Linked DNA regions of Homo sapiens: region 2 is linked to region 1. A link is a contact called in ENCODE Hi-C or POLR2A ChIA-PET data. All regions are on one chromosome and are shown on one strand. The core of a region is the stretch at or near the end of the contact, and the rest is flanking DNA. Distances in the headings are between cores, read along the strand shown.

The links. A loop is a pair of places that touch in the nucleus more often than their neighbours do. ChIA-PET counts read pairs that join two places held with the same protein, here RNA polymerase II (POLR2A). Pooled maps may share reads with other maps.
Region 2: a map of CD4-positive, alpha-beta T cell shows a loop between it and region 1 (6-fold over the local background). The contact joins the promoter of FAM193A here to the enhancer-like site in region 1. A Hi-C loop is called at or near these places in 2 of 168 maps with a recorded cell type or tissue (CD4-positive, alpha-beta T cell and naive thymus-derived CD4-positive, alpha-beta T cell) and 8 of 50 pooled maps. POLR2A ChIA-PET finds 5 or more read pairs at or near these places in 2 of 52 experiments (CD4-positive, alpha-beta memory T cell and naive thymus-derived CD4-positive, alpha-beta T cell).

The regions. Positions count from the first base shown.
Region 1 is chr4:2,279,113-2,286,807 of GRCh38, reverse strand. The region is part of intron 8 of ZFYVE28 (zinc finger FYVE-type containing 28); the gene reads left to right. Among named protein-coding and RNA genes, the nearest start is that of MXD4, 21 kb to the right of the region's middle. RefSeq lists enhancers at 341-840, 841-1,342, 4,423-4,482, 5,251-5,750, 5,751-6,252. Within about 2 kb of position 4,732, at least 6 of the 41 ENCODE cell types and tissues checked have a DNase peak (open chromatin) inside an H3K27ac peak, as active enhancers do; they include CD4-positive, alpha-beta T cell, where a contact is called at or near this core.
Region 2 is chr4:2,533,539-2,541,233 of GRCh38, reverse strand. It overlaps FAM193A (family with sequence similarity 193 member A), which reads right to left and starts at 4,587. Exons shown (of 21, transcript NM_001366318.2): 1 at 4,064-4,587. The coding sequence starts at 4,318. RefSeq lists silencers at 3,584-3,633, 3,378-3,672, 3,674-3,833, 3,884-4,173, 4,254-4,353 and 3 more.

The DNA.
Region 1 (7,695 bases), core at 3,483-5,982:
GCCTCCAGCCCCTCACCCCTCCCGTCACCCCCCACCCTGTCTTCAGGACACAGCAGAGAGCAGGGGCTGGAGAGTCAGCAGCCAAGGGCTGAGCTCCTTCCCTAATCCCACCTGGCATAGGTGAACTGGAGACCGCATTTGCTCCACCAAGAGCCCACGTCTCAGCTTTGCATCAGCTAGCTGGGCTGTGTATAAGCAATGCCGAGTAAGGGTCCTGCAGCATCCATGCGTCAGATGCCTGTCTCAGCACAGCTGGGTTCTGTGCTCAGGGTCTCCCCAGGCTGAAATCCAGGTGCTGTGGACTGCGCTCTCGTCTGGAGCGGCTGACGTTTATTTCATCGCTTCTTGTTGATTGAGAAGAGACTATGAGATGCAGTTGTGGCAGGTGTGGAGCTTAGCACTTGACATCCTCGGAGGCAGCGTCCCCGTCCACGCCTGATGCCCCCTCCCACCCCCGCAAAGGGCAGGCCTCGGGGCTGACCTCTGACCTGCTGCCTTTTTGGCATCCTCCCGCTGAGGTCCCTTAGGTCTCATTAGCAGGAAGCAGGGCTGGCCTGGGCGCCGGGAGGGAGAAGCTGAGGGGTGGGGACCATGCAGCCCATGCTGGGAGAGCGAGTGAGCCAGTGCCCGTACAGGGGGCTGTCCTCTCGCCGCTTCTCTGGCCGCTGACCCCATGCTCCCCACAGGGACCGAAGTCCTGCAGCAGCAAATCTCAGGCCACTGTCCCTGCACCCCCTAGAGTGCCTGCATGGAGCAGGTTTGGAGGTGGGTGGGGGAGCAGTGACTGGGCCCAGAGTGTCTGGAAGGACCCCTGGACCTGTGCCCACACCCTGAGACCGGAGGAATATGGACATTGGAGGGTGCTCCAAGACAATGCGCCAAGACCGGGTGACACATCCAGGAGAGACCTGCGGACCAAGCTAGTGCCTGCCTGTGGGGACCACAGACCCCGGCCAGCTGACCAGGGCGGGGCAGCCCTGAGATCCCGGCTTCAATTTCCCTCCCTCCCGCTGAGCTGTTTCTGGGATGGGCGCCTGCCCTCCTGGACCGGCCCAGCCCTCCTTCCTGTCCCTCGGTTCTGTCCTTCATTCTGGCCCACAGTGGCAGCGGCCCTTCTGAGGATGCCCTGGTCACGGAACAGCATTCGTCTCCTTCTCAGTCCCAGCCTGTGCTCAACCCAGGGGCTGTGGAGCTGCAGTCAGGAGCTGTGGTGAGAAGACTGACTTCCTTGGGAAGGCGAGTCACACAGGAAAACCACGAGAGAGAATGACTTTGCAAGGGGCTGGAGAGGAAAGGAAGCAGGGAGATTCCAGCCTGCTCAGAAGAAATCAGCTTACTTGCTGCTGGAAGTTATTAGGGCTGACACCAGTGCAAAGGCCTGGCAGCCACAGTGGGGCCGGCGCCATGGCGGGGTCAGCGCCACGTGTTAGTTCCCCCGGCTGCTGTGACGAAGCACCGCGGCAAGGTGGGTTAAATCACGAGGGCGTTTGTTGTCTTGCAGTTCTGGAGGCCAGAAGTCGAGATCAAGGTGTCAGCAGGGCTGGTTCCTTCTGGGGCCATAAGGGAGAATCTGTCCTGGGCTGCCTTCCAGCCTCAGGGGGCTTGCTGGCCATCTTGGGTGTGTACTTGGCTTACAGAAGCATCACTCCAGTCCCTGCCTTCAGTCCACGTGGGGTTCTGCCCAGGTGTGGGCCTGCACCCAAATTTTCCCCATGGGTAAGGACACCAGTCAAGTTGGCTTAGGGCCCACCCTACTCCTGGATGACCTTATCTTAACTTTAGTTACACCTGCAATGACCCTGTTTCCAAATAAGGTCACATTTTAAGGTATTGGGGGTTAGGACTTCAACATATGAGCTTGCTGGGGGGCCCCAATTCAACCCCAAACAGCACACTCGCGCCTCCCTGCTAAATCCTTGCCGTACTAGACTCAGGGCACCTGCCAAGAAGAGGGGTCTACCTGCTGTTGGTTTCCGCTGTGGCCTGAGCTGAGCTGGTACGACTTTGGCAGACAGTTCCAGAGCCGATTCCTGGAAGGGTGTCTCAGCCCTCCCTGATCCCAGGACTCACAGAGGAAGTCAAAGCCAGGCCTTGTGCATTGCAGACTCAGCCCCCCGGAGGTCTTTGTGAGGCACCATAAGAGGAGACAAGATGTCCCAGCAGGCTCCAACTCCTCTGGGGAACCAGAGGCGTCCAGGACTGTGGGATTGTCCTGACCTGGTGGCCAGTGTGACCGGGCAGCAAGGCCTTCACCTCTGACTCCTGGGAGGCTGTGCTCAGCCCATCTTGGGCTCCTGCTGCTGAGGTCCTCTCCATCTCATTGGTGAAATCTCCACCAAAATGCTTCCTCTGAAAGCTGGGTTGTCCACCACTGTGCCCCGTCGCGCTCTCCTCCTCCCCATCATGGTCTTCAAAGCCCCAGGCGAGCCACGGTGGCCTATACCTGTAATCTCAGTACTTTGGGAGGCTGAGGTTGGAGGATCATGTGGGGCCCGGAGCTTGAGGTTACAGTGAGCCGTGGTCACGCCACTGTGCTCCAGCCTGGGCGACACGGCCTTTATCACGGTGGGAAATGGTCTCATTTCTGAACACTCATTTGCAGGCTGGCTGACTCCCTCCACTGCGTACACACGTGAATCCGGTCTTGTGTGGCCACATGCTCCACAGCGAGCCTGAGCTGTCGATTGATGTCAATGAATGTGGATGCGGGGGCTCCAAGAAAGAGAGCACCTGTGCTCTGTTCCTCAAACTCTTTTTCCCTCAAGTGTAGCCTACAGGGAATTGCGTTCTGTGGAGCATCCTCTGGGGGCACTGACCAACAGGCCAAGGTCCGAACTGTCCAGCCCTCCCAGTGGGCCTCTGCTTAGCCTCAACCTCTGCCTGGTCTCTCCCAGCATCACCAGGGGGTTCCCTACAGTCTGTCGGCTGCTTCCCACCTCTTGGCTTTCATTCAAGCTGTCCTCATGCTGCGCCTTCCAGGAACCCTCCCTGGCACTCCAGACCTCTCTCCAGCCTGAGTGAGGAGTCTCCCCTCTGACCTCCCACAACAACACCCTTGATGGTTCCTCTGTTACACTTTCCGTGTGTGATAATTAACTGTTCACCTATTGATCTCTGCCATCAAATCGTGAGCTCCTTAGGGCTGAACTGTGCAATTCCTGGATCATAGTTGGTGCTTAGTGCATGTTTGTAGGGCAGGTGGATGGATGGATGGATGGATGGATGGATGGGTGGATGGACGGTTGGATGGTTGGATGGATGGATGGATGGATGGACTGATGATTAGATGGATGGGTGGGTGGATGGATGGATGGCAAATGAATGAGTGGATGGGTGGATGGATGGGTGGGTGGATGGGTGGATGGATGAGTGGATGGGTGGATGGATGGGTGGGTGGATGGGTGGGTGCATGAGTGGATGGGTGGATGGATGATTGGATGGATGGATGGATGGATGGATGGATAAATGGATGGGTGGGTGGGTAGATGGGTGGGTGGATGAGTGGAAGATTGGATGATGGGTAGACGGATTGGTGGGTGGACAGGTGGGTACATGGGTGGATAGATGGATGGATGATTAGTTGGGTGGATGGATGGATGGATGCATGGATTGGTGGATGGGTAGATGAATGGATGGGTGGATGGATGGATAGGTAAATATATGGATGGGTAAATGGATGAGTGGGTGGGTGGGTGGATGGATGGATGACTTTTACAAGAAGCAGCCAGCCCACCATTTGCGTCAGGGCCCAAGGTGGCTCATTAGAATTGGTATGTGGTTGTACAAATGCCCGAGCTGCTAATTTTCCCACATCCAAGCACAATTAAACCTTGCCTCTGGAGCCTACCAGTCACTCTTGATGTTCTTTGTTTTTGTTTTTTATTTATTTTTCTTTAGAGATAGAGTCTTGCTATGTTACGCAGGCTAGCCTTGAATTCCTGGGCTCAGGGGATCCTCCTGCCTCAGCCTCCCCGTAGCTGGGACTACAGGCTGTTTTTCTCTTCATTAGCCTTTGCAAATGGTTTCAAGAGTTCAAAAATTAATGTATCTGATGTCATAATGAGAAACATACTGTGATGCTGTTAGTCTTTCCAAAGTTGGCATTCTCTTCTTTCACAGACTCCTAGAGGTTCAAGGTGGCAAAGTCCTGTCTTTCTGTTTGCATACTCACTTGCTAAATTTGCTGCATCAGATTCATTTGGGCTTTGCTATGGTCTTTCTTTTCCATAGTAATTGGAATTAAAATTATAAGTTCAGTAAACTTCCCTCTTCTGCTCTATCCAATTGCTGAATTCAGACGTGTTCCATGTTCCCAACATCTCAGAGGCTCCCCTCACCACTTTTCCCACCCCAATGATGACATCAGCCATTTATCCCCCCTGTGTGCTGTTCAAGAGGAGCACTTTGGAAACCTGGCCACTGTCCTGTGGCCTAACTGTGACACAGCTGAAGACACAGGCTGGGCAGCCTTTGGTATTGATGTGACTGTTTAGAATTGCACTGCCTTTCTTTACCAGAGAATGACATTTCATAGTAGTTCAAACCGAAGTGGGGCTGTTGCAGGGAGTTTTTGCTGCCTTCTGTAAGAGAGTGGCAGGAAGCAACATTCAGGCAGCCGGTGCGGGAGTGTCTGGCAGCTGCAGAAGGTGGCTGGACTTTTAGACATCCGGGTGAACATGCTGAAGTGACGTTGATCCACTGACTTGAGAACATCAGTGACAAGGGTTCAGACTCTGTGGTGAGACACAGGAAGCTGTTGGCAGGGCAGGTGCCCTTCACTCTTCTAGCCTCTGCTTCTCATGGCTCCCTGTCTTTCTGTGACTTGAGCTGTGGCTGTATCTCACCCGTACTGTTCCCTTCCTCACCACAGGGATGGACCCGCTGGGCACCAGCTCACTTCTCGGCTCTGTATTGTTAATGTGTGTGGCTCCCCCACTAGACTTGGCTTTTGGGGGACACATAGTGTCTGATCTACCCCTGAGGTCCTCCTCATGGCCCTACCCTGTCTGTTCAGCAACTGGCCACAGGGGATAAACACCCTTCCAAAGGCAGTGTTCCTGGGCCACTGGCATCCAAACAGTGCCCCCTGCTGTGGTTTGAATGTGTGCCCCAAAGTTCATGTGTTGGTAACTTAATCCCCACTGCAACAGCGTTGAGAGGGGGGACCTTAAAGAGGTGATGAGGTCATGAAGGCTTTGCCCTCCTGAGCGGATTGATGTTATTGCAAGAGTGGGTTTGTTATTGCTGCAGTGGGGTCCTTATAAAGGGTGAGCATGGCCCCCTTCCCCTCTCTCTTGCCCATGCGATGCCTTCCTCCATGTGGTGACATAGCAAGAAGGCCCTAGTCAGATGGGGCCCCTCCACCTTGGGCTTCCCAGCCTCCAGACTGTGAGCCAGAAACATGTCTGTTCATTATAAATTACCTAGACTGTGGTACTCTGTTATAGCAGCAGGAAGCAAAGGAAGACACCCATCCACATGGCCCCAGGAATGGCTGACCCAGAAGGACCCAGGCTCATGCTCTCGGTGAAATCCTGGGTTCTACCTCCCCACTCTGCTCTCTTGTTCCCTTTGGCCCTTCCAAGCCCAGCCGGTTCCCTTGGGCAGTACCTCATTGGTTTTTCTACCTGTGACATCTCTGTATGGGGCCCCTTGGCTCTCTCTGTCCACCCATTCCCCCTCCCACGCCACCAGAGCTTCCAGCCAACCAGGGCAGGGAGGCAGGAGAGGGCCTTTCCTGTGGCAAGTGAAGGGTGTCTGGGGTTGAGATGGCCATCAGCGATCTGACCTACCCGTGGGCAATCGGCCAGCCTTGGCCTGGCCTCGGTCTCAACCTGCTGGTAGAAGCCATTGTTCTTATGCCACACTCAACTCTCTGTTGAACGTCAGGGCCCTTCCCCTGATTTCTCATCTCCAGGGGTGCTTCAGTAGCAGGATGCTTGTCCAGATAGCCTTCCCAGCTTCAGGGTGTTGGTCCAAGGGGCTGGAGCTGCGGGGCTGAATACTTCCCATGGGCTTCTCCTTTCACAGGGAAACAAGTTCCTCGCCACAGGCAGGGCCCGAGGGTGCCATCTGCTGCCAGCAGGCACTTTCCTTTCTTCTTGAAATGGCATCTCTTCTGATCACAAAAGCAATACTTGATCCGCGATGAGACTTTAGAAAATGATAATTTACCTGTAATCTTACTACTCAAGTAAGTGTAAGATTAATGCCTTACCTTGAGTATCTTCCCCAGTGTGTCATTTATGTACATATGACATCTCTAATTTTTATTTTTATTATTTTATTTATTTTAAGAGACAGGGTCTTGCTCGTTGCCCAGGCTGGAGTGGAGTGCAGTGGTGTGATCACAGCTCACTGTACCCTTGAACTCCTGGGCTCAAGCGATCCTCCCACCTCAGCTTCCAGAGTAGCTGGTACTACAGGTGCACACCATCATGCCTGGCTAATTTTGGATTTTTTGTAGAGACAGAGGTCTTGTCATGTTGCCCAGACTGGTCTTGAACTCCTGGCCTCAAGTGATCCTCCCGCCTCAGCCTCCCAATAATTGTTGGGATCACAGGCATGAGCCACTACACCTCGCCTCTAATTTTTTAAATGCTACATTTTTCATTTCATATTTTAACATTTCCAGTGGACCATCCTTCTGGAGATTGTTTCACCATAGGGATATGACCTAATGTATTGAGTCAACCCACTGTTGATGGACATTTAGCTTATAAGCTATTTCTTGCATATGAGTTTGCTGGGCGATTACAAGAAAAACATTCTCTTCTGTTGTTTGTGAGATGTACAGCTCAGTAATTTGTGGTACATCCATGAGGCTGTACAGCCAATATCACTGTCTAATTCAAAACATTTTCATCACCCCATAAAGAAAAACCCTCCCCATCAGCAGTCACCATGTTCCCCTCCCCCTTCAGCTGTTGCGACCACGGTTCTGCTTTCTGCCCCTATGGGTTTCGCCTGTTCTAGACATTTCATGTGAATGGAATCAATCATACAGTATGTGATTTTTTTTTTTTTTTTTGAAGGAGTCTCACTCTGTTGTCAGGCTGGAGTGCAGTGGCATGATCTCGGCTCACTGCAAGCTCCGCCTCCCGGGTTCACGCCATTCTTCTGCCTCAGCCTCCTGAGTAGCTGGGACTACAGGCGCCCGCCACCATGCCTGGCTAATTTTTTTTGTATTTTTAGTAGAGACAGGGTTTCATCGTGTTAGCCAGGATGGTCTCGATCTCCTGACCTCGTGATCCGCCCACCTTGGCCTCCCAAAGTGCTGGGATTACAGGTGTGAGCCACTGCACCCGGCCAGTTTGTGATCTTTTGTGACTGGCTTCTTTCACTCAGCACGATGGGTGTGTTTTTGTTTTTGTTTTTTTAGACGGAGTCTCGCTCTGTCTTCAGGCTAGAGTGCAATGGCACGATCTTGGCTCACTGCAACCTCTGCCTCCTGGGTTCAAGCAATTCTCCTGCTCAGCTTCCCGGGTAGCTGGGATTACAGGCATGCGCCACCACACCCAGCTAATTTTTGTATTTTCAGTAGAGACGGGGTTTCACCAAGTTGGCCAGGCTGGTCTCGAGCTCCTGATGTCAAGTGATCCTCTCGCCTCGGCCTCCCACAGGGCTGGGATGACAATATGATGTGTTCAGTGTTCATCCACACAGTAGCATGTATAAGTGCTGCGTTCCTTTCTG
Region 2 (7,695 bases), core at 3,338-5,837, 250 kb before region 1:
CAGCCTCCAGAGTAGCTGGCATGACAATCTCCACCTCCCAGGTTCAAGCGATTCTCCTGCCTCAGCCTCCTGAGTAGCTAGGATTACAGGCATGCGCCACCACACCCAGTTAATTTTGTATTTTTAGTAGAGACAGGGTTTCTCCATGTTTCTCAGGCTGGTCTCAAACTCCTGACCTCAGCTGATCCTCCTGCCTCGGCTTCCCAAAGTGCTAGGATTATAGGTGTCAGCCACTGCGCCTGCCCTTTTTTTTTTTTTTTTGAGACGGATTTTGAGACACAGTCTTGCACTGTCGCCCAGGCTAGAGTGTAGTGATGTGATCTGGGCTCACTGCAACCTCCGTCTCCCAGGTTCAAGTGATTCTCCAGCCTCAGCGTCCGGAGTAGCTGGGATTACAGGCATCCACCACTATTCCCGGCTATTCTTTGTATTTTTAGTAGAGATGGGGTTTCATCACATTGGCCAGGCTGGTCTGGAACTCCTAACCTCAGGTGATCCACCTGCCTCAGCCTCCCAAAGTGCTGGGATTACAGGTGTGAGCCACCGCACTCGGCCTGTTTTTTCGTTTTTGTTCGTTTGTTTTTTTGAGACGGAGTCTCACTCTGTCACCCAGGCTGGAGTGCAGTGGCGCCATCTCGGCTCACTGCAAGCTCAGCCTCCTGGGTTCATGCCATTCTCCTGCCTCAGCCTCCGGAGTAGCTGGGACTACAGGGCGCCCGCCACCACGCCTGGCTAATTTTTTGGGGTTTGTTTGTTTGTTTGTTTTGAGACGGAGTCTCGCTCTGTCGCCCAGGCTGGAGTGCAGTGGCGCCATCTCGGCTCACTGCAAGCTCCGCCTCCCAGGTTCACACTATTCTCCTGCCTCAGCCTCCGGAGTAGCTGGGACTACAGGTGCCCGCCACCACGCCCGGCTAATTTTTTGTATTTTTACTAGAGACGGGTTTCACTGTGTTAGCCAGGATGGTCTCGATCTCCTGACCTCGTGATCCGCCTGCCTCGGCCTCCCACAGTGCTGGGATTACAGGCGTGAGCCACTGCGCCCGGCCATTTTTTGTATTTTTAGCAGAGATGAGGTCTCACCGTGTCAACAAGGATGGGATTTTTTTTTTTTTTTTGAGACAGAGTTTCACTCTTGTTGCCCAGGCAGTAGTGCAATGGTTAGATCTCAGCTCACTGCAACCTACATCTCCCAGGTTCAAGCAATTCTCCTGCCTCAGTCTCCCGAGTAGCTGGGATTACAAGTGCATACCACCACACCTGGCTAATTTTTGTATTTTTAGTAGAGACGGGGTTTCACCATCTCTGGGGTTTCATCATCTGTCAACCAGGCTGGTTTCGAACTCCTGACCTCAGGTGATCCACCCACCTCGGCCTCCCGAAGTGCTGGAATTACAGGCATGAGCCACGGTGCCCGGCCCTAAAATGTTTTGTGAAATTTTTGTGTTTATGTGTATGTTTCCTAGATCTTAACGGATTTTATTTCTTGGAGTGGGTCATAAGAGTGGGTCATGGTCAAAAACCTTGATAGGCCAGGTGCAGTGGCTCAGGCCTGTAATCCCAGCACTTTGGGAGGCAGAGATGGGAGGATCACTTGAGGTCAAGAGTTCAAGACAAGCCTGGGTAACATAGTGAGACCCTGTATCTATATTAAAAGAACAAATTAGCCAGGCATGGTGGCACATACCTAGAGGCCTAGCTACATGGAAGGACTGCTTAGCCCAGAAATTGGAGGTTACAGTGAGCTATGACCAGGCAACTGTACTCTAGCCTATGCAACAGAGAGAGACCGTGTCTCTTTTAAAACAACAAAACCCTGATGCATACTAGTTTAACAGAATATCACAGTCCTGTCAAAAATAATACTCAGGTGGGCACAGTGGCAAGGGTCTGTGCCCTTAGTAATTAGTAAAACTAAGATGAGAGGGATCCCTTGAGCCCACAAGCTCAAGGCCAGCCTAGGCAACATAGCAAGACCCTATCTTAATAATAATAGGCATACAGTTATCTGATTTTGAATAACGCGACAAAAATAATAAAGGCAGGGCTGGGCACGGTGGCTCACGCCTGTAATTCCAGGACTTTGAGAGGCCAAAGCAGGTGGATCAGGAGGTCAGGACTTCAAGACCAGCCTGCCCAACATAGTGAATCCCTGTCTCTACTAAAAATACAAAAAAAATTAGCCAGGCATGGTGGCAGGTACCTGTAGTCCCAGCTACTTGAGAGGGTTAGGCAGGAGAATCGCTTGAACCCGGGAGACAGAGGTTACGGTGCGCCAAGATCGCACCACTGCACTCCAGCCTGGGCGACAGAGTGAGACTCTGTCTCAAAAAAAAATAAATAAAAATAATAAAGTTATATTTTACCTAAGTATTGCAAAGCAAATGTAAATTATTAAAACTTGAAATGGTATGAAAGGCTAAAACTAAGAATTTTATTGTGCCACCAACTGGTTTTTATTGAATCAATAGAAATGAATATATTCCACATCCAGCTACACCAAAAATTATCAATATTTTGTGTAAGGATATGCACAGGCAAACCCCCCCCGCCCTCCCCTACCCGACAGCAGCAAACACTGCCCTTAAAAACCCCAAAGATCCAAACGCTCAAGACTCATCCTTGATCCCAAGAACTGCGGCCTGTTTTGATCTCCAGGATACTGGATGAGGGCAATCTCGGGAGACTGAAGTCCAGGACTACAGCCCAAGACCCTAATGTAACAATATAATAATAATAAAAACGGCCGGGCGCGGTGGCTCACACCTGTAATCCCAGCACTTTGGGACGCCAAGGTGGGCGGATCACCTGAGATCACGAGTTCGAGACCAGCCTGGCCAACATGGTGAAACCCTGTCTCTACAAAAATTAGCCGGGCATGGTGGCGCATGCCTGTAGTCCCAGCTACTCGAGAGGCTGAGGCAGGAGAATCGCTTGAACCCGGGAGGCGGAGGTTACAGTGAGCCAAGATCGCGCCATTATTGCACTCCAGCCTGGGCGACAGAGCGAGACTCCGTTCTCAAAAGAAAAAAAAAAAAAGAACAATTTGTGTCATGATTTAGCACAAAAATACTCCCAACGCTTCTTTCATTTTTTAATTGCAATATCTTTAAAACTACATAATTTAAGAGTTTAAATAACATTATAAGAACGCAACTTTTCAAAAAAAATCTATTCTCTTTCAGCAGACAATGGGATAACTGGAAATGACTGCGCCAATTGCATACCCACTTATAAATAGTGTACCCTCTGAAATGTTGTGACCAACGGTTGAATAAAAGTGGCAGGAATCCATAATTGGTAGGTGCAATGTGTGCTAGCTGTCTTCATAAACAAAACTGAAAAAAATCACCTTTCAAATTCCTTAAGTTCGAACCCTAAATACATACCTGAGTAACCAAACCACTAAATACCCCTGAAAACTTAACAAAGCGGGGGAGGAGGGGCCAGGGCTGCCAGCTCCAGGTGGCTGTCAGGTAGATTTCAAATAACCACATAGGAGGACCAAAGGAAAACTTCCGGGAGGCCCTTCTCAATCATCACGCGCACGGAATAACGAAGGTGGCCAGAGAAACATTTCAAAGCCCTGGGAGCGAAAGGGCAGCTTTGCTCACTCCCGGAATCGCAGTCGCTCTGGAACCGCCGCAGCGGGCGAGGCGCCACGACAGAAGCCCGGGCCTCGCGGGTATCACCCGCCGGGTCCAGCGGAAGGCGAAGCGCCGTGCGCGGAGCTGCACCCCGGAGACGTCCCCGCCCGTTGAGGGGCTGCTCCAGCCTGCGGACCAGCCCGTCGCCGTGAGCGGCGGCCCCGGTGTAGCCCTCCCGCCGCCTCTGCTCAGGTTCTCCTCTCAAGAGGCTGACAGAGGCCGCGTCACGCCGAGCACGGCCCACCTGCCGCCCTGCCCCGGGACCTCGGCAAGCGCAGCGCCGCAGGACCCGTTATCCGCCCGCCCGCAGCATCCCGCTCCCAGGCCCGGGGCCGACAGCGGGAGGCCGAGCTCCGCCAAGGCGCGAGGGAACGGCAACCGCGTACCGCCATCGACCCCTGCCCGCTGCCGCCGCTTACCTCGAAGTAGCCTCCGGGGGCGGCGCCGCCCGCGCTCGCGCCCGCGCCGAGAGGCCCGTTGGCCGCCGCCGCGCCGCCCACCAGGCCTGCCGCGCTGCCCGGGGCCGCCAGGCCCGCGGCCTGGGAACCGCGCAGCGCCGCCGCCGGGCCGGCCTTGCCGCTGCTCGCGCCGCCGTTACCCCCGCCCGAGCCGCCGCCGCCGCCCCGCTTGTTCTTCCGGCGCTTGGCCCCGCGCTTGGCGTCGGCTGGGCTCATGGCGGGCGGGGAGAGGGGCGCAGAGCGGGCGCGGGGGCCGCGGGCGGCGGCGGAGGGCGGGGAAGGCGGGGAGGCTGAGGCGGCCGCGGCGGCGGGCGCTCCGGCCAGCCGGGGGGCGCTGCGCGGGGTCGCGTCCGGGTCGGGGAGGGCTGGGGCGGGCGGGAGCTGCGGGGCAGGCCGCTGGGCGGGAGGAACCGCGAGTCCACAGTCCCGGCGCCGCGGCTGACCAGAGTTAGAGTCCAATATGGCGGACACAAGGGGAAAGGGATCCCAGTTTACGTCGGGGGAGGGGGAAGGAGCAGCGGGGAGGGGGAGGGGTGTGGGCCCCCACCCCCCACCCCCACCCCGCCTTACTCCGCCCCCCGGCTCTGCTTTTCCCTTTGCTTGCCCACCCCCTCCTGCCGTTAACGTGCCTCGGCGCGCAGGACACGCCGGGAACTGAAGTCCGTGCTGCCCGTGCAGCAGCTGGGGGTACCCGGGGGTGGACCACGATTCCCGTCAGGCCTTGCGAGGCCGAGGGCCCGGGCGCTGGGAGGAGCTGGGGCCAGGGAGCTGGATGCGGCGGTGATGTCACCGCCTCGCTCGTCGCCGCAGGTCCCGCCCGCGCCGCGCGGCCTTCTGGGCGTTGTGGTCGGGCGTAGGGCTAGGCCGGCAGGAGGCCGCGCCGCCGCCCGCGAGGCAAACTACACGGCTGGCGGCAGGGAGTTCCGCCTCTCTGACCGGTGTCCGCTGCCCGCCCGCCCCGCCCGCCTCGCCCGCGCCCCTGTCCGCCGCCCAGGTGCCGCAGACCGGCGCGGCTCCCGGGATGCACCAGGGGCGGCGCGGCGCGGCCCTGGCCTCGCCAGGAACGCCCGGTGACCTTGGGCTAGTCTAGTTCTGGTCCAGATGACTCAGTGAGGACCACAGAATCCCTGCCTCGTGGGCTGGGCGGGGGTTCGGGCAGCGCTGGAAAGCCGGGCGCGGTGCGGTGGGGTCCGCCTGGGTGCGGAGGCAGCGGCGGAGCCGGCGAATCTTGGACCGGGCCTGGGGCTGGGACACGCCGGTCGGTTCCCCGAGAACCCCTCGCCTAAAGGGTGCTCTTCCCGAGCCCGCCCTCTCCCTGCTATCCCGTTAAGCCCTCTCCAGTGGTCCCGGTGCCTTGCTAATCCACGGGGCCCTAGGACGATCCGGCCGTGTCCCACACCCTCGCACTCACGCACCTCGGGGACGACTAGCCGGGTCAGACCCTCGCAGACGTCCAGATCAGAAATAAGGGCTTGCGTCTGGACCCTCCTCCCTCCGCGGCCTTGCAGACATCTGCGAGCCCCAGGCAGAGCTCTGCCCTGAGACCCGGGCCACGGGGGGACCCTGCCGGCGGCTCCGCCCCCTGGAGGGCCCCGCTTACCACAGACACAGAGGCACAAAGGACATGATTTCCCCTTTTTGGTTCCACCGGTGGTGTCAGGCCGAGAGGCGGCGGGCTTGGCATTGGGATGTACGGCCTGCCAGGCTCCCCTTGCAGCGTTAACCGAGCTCTACTGTTCGTCCTGGGTCCCCGCAACCCGCCCCAGCTGCAGCCACAGCCTCCTGATCCTCTGACCCATTCTTCATGACACAAGCAGAAATCTCATGTGATCAGAAGAAAGCTACCCTTAAAGCCATTCAGATACCATCCTAGACGAAAAAAGGCCCCCCGCCCCATCAGGGTCTTGGATGATCCTGCCACTGAACATGGATTTTGAGAGAGCGGGTAGGAATGCGTTTCTGGCCTCTTTTTCAGTGTCATAGGCTGTCCCTGCCCCTTGCCTCAACCCCTGTCCTTTCCTTTGTCATAGCACATTGCACAGGATTGGGATTCATGATGTCACCAGTATCCCCAAAGACAAAAGGTTTTATTGGGCAGGAGAGAACCTGAGAATGCCTGCCTCACACACCTCTGACACCCAAGCTACTGCAAAGCAAGAGGCTGAGCACCCAGCACTCTACTATTTGCTGAATCAATGAATGACAATAATGACCATTAGGCCTGGGTGCCTTGGCTCATGCCTGTAATCCCAGCAGTTTGGGAGGCCGAGGTGGGCGGATCACCTGAGGCCGGGAGTTCAAGACAGCCTGGCCAGCAAAGCGAAACCCCGTCTCTACTACAAATACAAAAATTAGCTGGGCATGGTGGCACACACTTGTAATCCCAGCTACTCGGGAGGCTGAGGCAGGAGAATCGCTTGAACCCGGGAGGCAAGGGTTGCAGTGAGCCGAAATAGTGCCATTGCACTCCAGCTTGGGCAACGAGCAAAACTCCGTCAAAAAAAAAAGAGGCCGGGCACAGTGTGGCTCTCGCCTGTAATCCCAGCACTTTGGGAGGCCGAGGTGGGGCGGGTCATGAGGTCAGGAGATTGAGACCATCCTGGCTAACACGGTGAAACCCCGTCTCTACTGAAAATACAAAAAATTAGCCGGGCCTGGTGGCGGATGCCTGTAGTCCCAGCTACTCAGGAGGCTGAGGCAGGAGAATGGCGTGAACCTGGGAGGCGGAGCTTTCGGTGAGCCCAGATCAAGCCACTGCACTCCAGCCTGGGCCACAGAGCGAGACTCCGTCTCAAAAACTCAAAACAAAACGAAAGAAAGAAAAGAATAAAAATAATGACAGGCCGGGCCTGGTGGCTCATGCCTGTAATCCTAGCACTTTGGGAGGCCGAGGTGGGCGAATCACCTGAGGTCAGGAGTTTGGGACCAGCCTGGCCAACATGGAGAAACCCCATCTCTACTAAAAATACAAAAATTAGCCGGGCGTGGTGGCAAGCACCTATAATCCCAGCTACTTGGGAGGCAGAGGCGGGAAAATTGCTTGAACCTGGAAGGTGGTGGTTGCAGTGAGCCAAGATCGAGTGAGACTCTGCCTCAAAAAAAAAAAAAAAAAAACAGATGAACTGATAAAATGCTATATACACAAGGGAGCACAATTTTTTGGAATGCTATTTAGCCATTAAAACCCCCAGATTTCTGTCATTTGCTGCAACATAGATGAGCTTGCAGGACATTATGTGATGTGAAAAAGCCAGGCACAGAAAGATAAGTACCACTTTATTTTTTTTATTTTTATTTTATTTATTTATTTTTGAGACAGAGTCTTGCTCTGTCACTCAGGCTGCAGTGAAGTGGCGCGACGTGGCTCACTGCAACCTCCGCCTCCCGGGTTCACGCCATTCTCCTGCCTCAGCTTCTCGAGTAGCTGGGACTATAGGCAGCCGCCACCATGCCCGGCTAATTTTTTTTGTATTTTTATTAGAGATGGGGCTTTCACTATGTTGATCAGGCTGGTCTCGAACTCCTGACCTCTTGATCCACCCGCCTTGGCCTCCCAAAGTGCTGGGATTACAGGCGTGAGCCACTGGGCCTGG